2 separate regions of the Homo sapiens genome follow, and region 2 is linked to region 1. The links are chromatin contacts, found by Hi-C or POLR2A ChIA-PET in ENCODE. All regions are on one chromosome and are shown on one strand. The core of a region is the stretch at or near the end of the contact, and the rest is flanking DNA. Distances in the headings are between cores, read along the strand shown.

The links. Hi-C counts contacts between places; a loop is a spot of excess contacts on that map. ChIA-PET counts read pairs that join two places held with the same protein, here RNA polymerase II (POLR2A). Pooled maps may share reads with other maps.
Region 2: a map with no recorded cell type shows a loop between it and region 1 (2.3-fold over the local background). The contact joins the promoter of LINC00987 here to the enhancer-like site in region 1. A Hi-C loop is called at or near these places in 1 of 37 single-sample maps with no recorded cell type and 8 of 50 pooled maps. POLR2A ChIA-PET finds 5 or more read pairs at or near these places in 1 of 52 experiments (activated CD4-positive, alpha-beta memory T cell).

The regions. Positions count from the first base shown.
Region 1 is chr12:8,643,167-8,646,037 of GRCh38, forward strand. MFAP5 (microfibril associated protein 5) reads right to left here. Exons shown (of 10, transcript NM_003480.4): 10 at 2,777-2,871. Among named protein-coding and RNA genes, the nearest start is that of MFAP5, 18 kb to the right of the region's middle. RefSeq lists enhancers at 1,553-2,075, 1,717-1,776. Within about 2 kb of position 1,410, at least 6 of the 41 ENCODE cell types and tissues checked have a DNase peak (open chromatin) inside an H3K27ac peak, as active enhancers do.
Region 2 is chr12:9,238,819-9,241,753 of GRCh38, forward strand. It overlaps LINC00987 (long intergenic non-protein coding RNA 987), which reads left to right and starts at 1,255. Exons shown (of 7, transcript NR_137434.2): 1 at 1,255-1,721; 2 at 2,300-2,641. MIR1244-3 (microRNA 1244-3) reads right to left here and starts at 733; the gene lies at 649-733. It also overlaps the pseudogene A2MP1 and the pseudogene PTMAP4. RefSeq lists an enhancer at 1,589-2,788.

The sequences.
Region 1 (2,871 bases), core at 160-2,659:
CAGGATAAGTGTCACTTTTTTTTTTTTTTTTTTTTTTTTTGAGACGGAGTCTCGCTCTGTCACCCAGGCTGGATGCAGTGGCGCCATCTCGGCTCACTGCAAGCTCCGCCTCCCGGGTTCACGCCGTTCTCCTGCCTCAGCCTCTCCGAGTAGCTGGGACTACAGGCGCCCGCCACCACGCCGGGCTAATTTTTTTTTAATTTTAGTAGAGACGGGGTTTCACCGTGGTCTCGATCTCCTGACCTCGTGATCCACCCGCCTCGGCCTCCCAAAGTGCTGGGATTACAAGCGTGAGCCACCGCGCCCGGCCAAGTGTCACTTTTATTGTACCTAGAACCATGTTGATTTGGGGATCTAGACATCCCATATATCAATGATGTAATAATTTTTTTTAGTTTCTACATGACAAGAGAGAAATTACTGCTACTACGTCCGGCTGATTTTTGTGTTTCTAGTAGAGATGGGGTTTCGCCATGTTGGCCAGGCTGGTTTCAAACTTCTGACCTCAGGTGATCTGCCTGCCTCACCTTCCCAAAGTGCTGGGATTACAGGTGTGAGCCACCGCGCCTGGCCTGCTTATTTGTGTTACTACTACTTCATTCCCCATTCCCCTAAAATCTCATCCATTTTCAAGAATAGATGGATTTATAGAGGTTTATACAAATGGAAGAAATGTTTCTTTGTACAATTCTCATTACCCTTCATTATAACTCCTTGTTTTTGATCATTTGGGACAGAACCACATATTAGGAAATGGTATACAGTGATGCAGTTGATACCTTAACACCCATCAATCTCTTCAATATAATACAGATTATTTTCCATAAAATGAATTTCCTTATACTTGCTCAAAACTTATCTATTCTGGTTTGGTTTGGGGTTTTTGTTTGTTTGTTTGTCTGGTGGAGGAGGGAAGACAAGGTGGATCTCCCACAAATTTATGAGATCATCTTGAATACCTATGGATTGTTACATAAATTTAACCAAACACTCCATAAAGCTACACAGTACAGATGTATAGCCAGGTAAGTACCCAGGAGAAAGGAAAAGGGAGAGGAAAGGGAAAAATACCAGAGGTAGAGAAAAGAACTGCAAGACCCAAGGGTTAGGAATAAACTAGAACCTTACTCTAAGTGATTGGACAAGTTGAAAAATAACACCAAATCATTATCAGCTATTAAAAAAAAATGAGGGTTTGAGGTAAAGTGAAGTTCGATTTGTCAACAGGAAGCTGTGGGCTCTGCACCTCTATTTATATAAACATTTGCTTTTTCCATCTTGGGTTCTGCCCAGAATTTGTCGTCTGACTGCTGCTTCTGGGTCTGCTTGACTGGTTTTTAGAGAAAAAAAGAAAGAAAGAAAGAAAGAAAGAAAACAAAACTGTGGCCACCTGTTCCTCTCCTTACCGCAGTCTTAACAAGTCACTTTCCCTGATGTTTGGTTGGTGAAAATGCTCAAAGATACAAGGGCTTCCGTTTTTATCAGAGTATTGCTTTATTAAGTAAGGCCTCCCTGAGCTGACAAAGCTACAAGGACAGTCCTGCCTCTCCTCCACTGTGCTCCTGATGTCTTTCTGTTTTACCCTAAGTTTCCAGATCCCCCAGGACCCCTTCCCCACTTCTCAAATTCCCTTTGAATTTGGAATTTGACAGTTTCCATCTTTTAGCTTCCTGGCTCCCCAACCCTGGTGTCAGCCTGTTGTCACTCTCTCATCTGGCTATCCCCTGGTCTGGTGCCATCTTTGTTCCCACTTCTTTTAGGATTGTTTTCCTTCTTCATTGTGTTACAGCTGCTTCAGTACAAAAGGAAGAGGGATCTTAGAGGTTGTTTGTGCCTTCTCACCAGGTGTAAAGTGGTTAGTTAAACATCTAACTTTGGCCACAAGTACCCTGAAGCAGAGAAGGGAGGAGCTTGTGTCTAGCAACATATACTGCTGTATATGTCATCAAAGTAAGACTCAGAAATTGGGAAACCAGCTGCGGTTTGCACTCTCTGCCATGAGTCAAAACAATACTGAGTGTGCATAGAACTGTATTTAGTGAGTAGAAGACACACTCAAATTTCCAGAATGTGTTCATTTGAGGAGAAAGTAGAATTTTCTTGAATCGTAAGCATGGAATATGGAAAAAGCCTCAGAGTAGAATCAACTCAATTAGAGAAGGGAAAATAAAAGTGAATCTTTATGAATAGGTAGATGAGGCTGCTATCTATTCAGGATACCAGGAGGGCATTCAATATCTACTGATATTTTTACCAAATTCTTTAATTCTAACATTAAAGATCCATTATTTTGGTTTAAAAAATGGCTTTTCATTGAAAGCCATTGCTTAGCAAGGTTGTCATTTGGGCTCACCAGGAAAAAAAATATATTAACACCTTAATGAGTAAAAACTTTCTTCTGAATCTTCTTTTATTTTTTGAGACGGAATTTCACTGTTGTTGCCCAGGCTGGAGTGCAGTGGCATGATCTTGGCTCATTGCAACCTCCACCTCCCTGATTCAAGCGATTCTCTTGCCTCAGCCTCCCGAGTAGCTGGGATTACAGGCACCCGCCACCATGCCTGGGTAATTTTTTTGTATCTTTCTTAGAGACAGGGTTTTATCATGTTGGCCAGGCTGGTCTCAAACTCCTGACCTCAGGTGATCCGCCCACCTCAGCCTCCAAAAGTGCTGGGATTACAGGCGTGAGCCACCACGCCCGGCTGATACACATTTTTTAAAGTGGAATAAAAGTTCATAAATTCAGGCCTTTTTCGTAAACATAGAAGAGAAAAAGAACCAGAACAAAAGACATTTTATTTTGAGAAATAAATTGGAAAAAAATATTTTAAAATGTTTAATTTGCAATATACATAATACTGGAATTGAAAT
Region 2 (2,935 bases), core at 5-2,504, 600 kb after region 1:
GGTTTTTAATGATAATTTAAATAAACTTAAAAAAGTGTTAGCTTTTCCCCTTCTCTTTCAATATAGTGGTAATTTTTGTATTGCTATATTAATGATATTGGTAAAATACTGGTTTTCTATACAAGTTAGTAACCTGGAGTTCCTCTTAAAATAACTTGTTTAAGTAAAAACATGAGTGCATTTAAACTGTCAATTGAACAGTAAATCATACTAGTGTCACACAGATATTTCAATATTTTGAACATGGTTTAGGAAGACATTTGAGAAACACAGAGGTATCAGAAAGAATCCTGTCCTGAGGTCAACAGCCTTAGACCTTATTATTAGGCAAGAGCTTTTAAGCTTTTAAGCAAGTCTTTTATTTCTCTATGCCCATTTCTTTATTCTTAAAATACAATAATAATAATTTATCCTAAAAAGTACTTTCTATTTATTTCCCTAAGAGGCTCATTCCAAGTGATTTTCATCAGAACAATGTTTTTCTTTTTTTTTTCTTTTTTTTTTTGCTAGAACAACTCAGCAAAATAAAATTCCTGTTTATTGTTGGACAACATTGTTTCACACATACATCAAACAGGCCAAAAAATAAAAATAAACAGCAACTTCATAGACAAAAAAGGAAAAAAAAGAAACCTTTTATCTTTGGCCTTTTTAACCATCTCATACAAACCAACTACTTATAGTACAGCTAAGTACATACACAAAAAAGTTACTGGAATGCTCGGAATAAGATGGTTTTTCTGTTGTCATTTTTGCATTTTTTACAAGTTTTTTTTTTCTCCTTTGAGATTATAATGAACATGGCCACACCACAAGTAAAGTGAGAAGTAGGACAGAGAACGCTCCGAAGGCTGGTTTGGTCATCCGAGATCATTAAAAATGGCCGACCCTAACAATATGTACAAAAATATAAAATGTAAATAAAAAATACAAGTTTCCTTTTTAAACTACTTTTAAGAAAAAAAAAAAGCAGGGCCTTGGAAGTTTTGGTTCTTTTTCCCTCCCCTGTTGCAAATTCTCATGGTTTGGGTTGGGTGGTGGAGAGCGCGTGTCATCTGCGGGTGGCACTGCCCACGGTGGGCGGGCGGGCCCCTCTACTCGAAGGTGACCACGTTTAGATTCTGAGACGGGAAGTGGAGGGTGAATAGGTCACGGCGGCCTTTTTTTTTTAGTTTAACTTTTCCTTTTTTGCCGTCTGGTCATCCTCGTCGGTCTTCTGCTTCTGGGTATCGACATCGTTATCCTCATCATCTTCAGCTGCCCGCTTGCCCGTAGCTGACTCAGCTCCCTCATCTTCATCTCCATCCTCTTCCTCACCATCACCTTCTTCCTCCCCACCTTCTTCCTCTTCTTCATCTACCTCGTTGTCAGCCTCCGGCTCCCCATTTTCCTCATTAGCATTCCCGTGAGCAGGGGCGTCTCTTCCATTTTCCGCCTCTTCCACAACTTCCTTCTTCTCCTTTAAGTCCTCGGTGGTGATTTCGGAGCTGGTGTCTACGGCTGCGTCTGACATGGTGGGGCACGCCGGTGACGCGATGCAGGGGATAAAAAAGAAAGCGACAGTTCAGGGACTCTGGCGATAAAGCTGCCGGAGTCCGCGGCGGCGGAGGCGGCTGCGGCGAGCAAGGAGGCTGACGACGCACAATGCAAAGACGGCTTTTCAGAGCAGCCAGTGGGGCAGGACAATGTTTTTCATCAAATGTCCTTAGATTTGGAGGAGGGTAAGAGTTGTTTTTTTTTTCTCTCTCTCTCTCAGAGAAAAGCATGCCCCCAAAAGACATTCCACAACTGCATACTCTGGCAAGTCACTTAACATGAAATTTTTCTCTATATATTACACTTACCTGATGCACAGGGCAGCGTGTTGAAAGTTTCCTCCTTTGCTATTCCTTCAGGCTTTATATTGACAAAAAAAAAAAAAAAAAGTAAAGCGATACTGAATGTATAAAAGAAAAATTAAACACTTGAAAGCAAAGGAGAAAATGGTGGTGAAAAATTGGATTGTAGATCTATCCACATTCTTGGGAATTAAATGTCACTGTGAGATGCATGTTAGATAATACTGTATGAAATAATAAGGGCTCTGAGACTCACAGAGAGTAGACTTACGTACCTCAACTAGTAAGGCCTTGACTACAGTGTCCTTCTGCGCAAGTGGTGGGACGTCAGTCAACTCATTGTCACACACTTCCTGAGAATGCATGGCTTCCGCAGTGGCTGTGAAATTCACCTTTCCTGGGGAATAAAGTTCTTAAGAGTTAAACGGTGATTCTATATTGAACAGTTTCTTCTTTTCCAGTTTCCCCAGTGTATCCAGTGGTTGTCTTCCTCTTGATTAATATTAAAGGAGGAGAAAAAGTGTGTATTGGGGTCAGTGCAGAAAACAAATCATCCAAGCACACGAAGTGGAATTTGCTAATAGCATTACTACTCACCCAGTGACTTCGGAGTCACAACCCAGGACACGGTTTTCCGCCCATTTCTACAGACACAGTGAGATTCTTCATTCTTCTCTGTTGGAACAGCCAGGAAAGCGGAAGAGACCTCCAGCTGCACAACGACCTGTCCCCCACACCCAACCACAAGTTTATGAAGGGATGCAGAACAGCATGAATACTGCAAAAGATGCTCTGTGCATCAGGTAAATGGACTGAGGGACAATGTCCATGAGTCCAGAGGCGCTGAGAAGCTGTGCAAATATGGTCAGCTCTATCAGACACTTTGTAGTTTAGGTGTTTGAAACAAGAAAATTGAAAAACTGACAGGAATTAGGATAAGTGTTTAGGATTTAGCCTTGTGCCAACAGAAGAAAGAGGTGTTTAGTGAAAAACATGAAACAATCAGGTGGACATAATGTCTGAATTTAGGAATACACAGATATAGGAGCCTGAATGAATATAACCTTACCACCTTGGGCCTGTCAGGTACCTTTTCT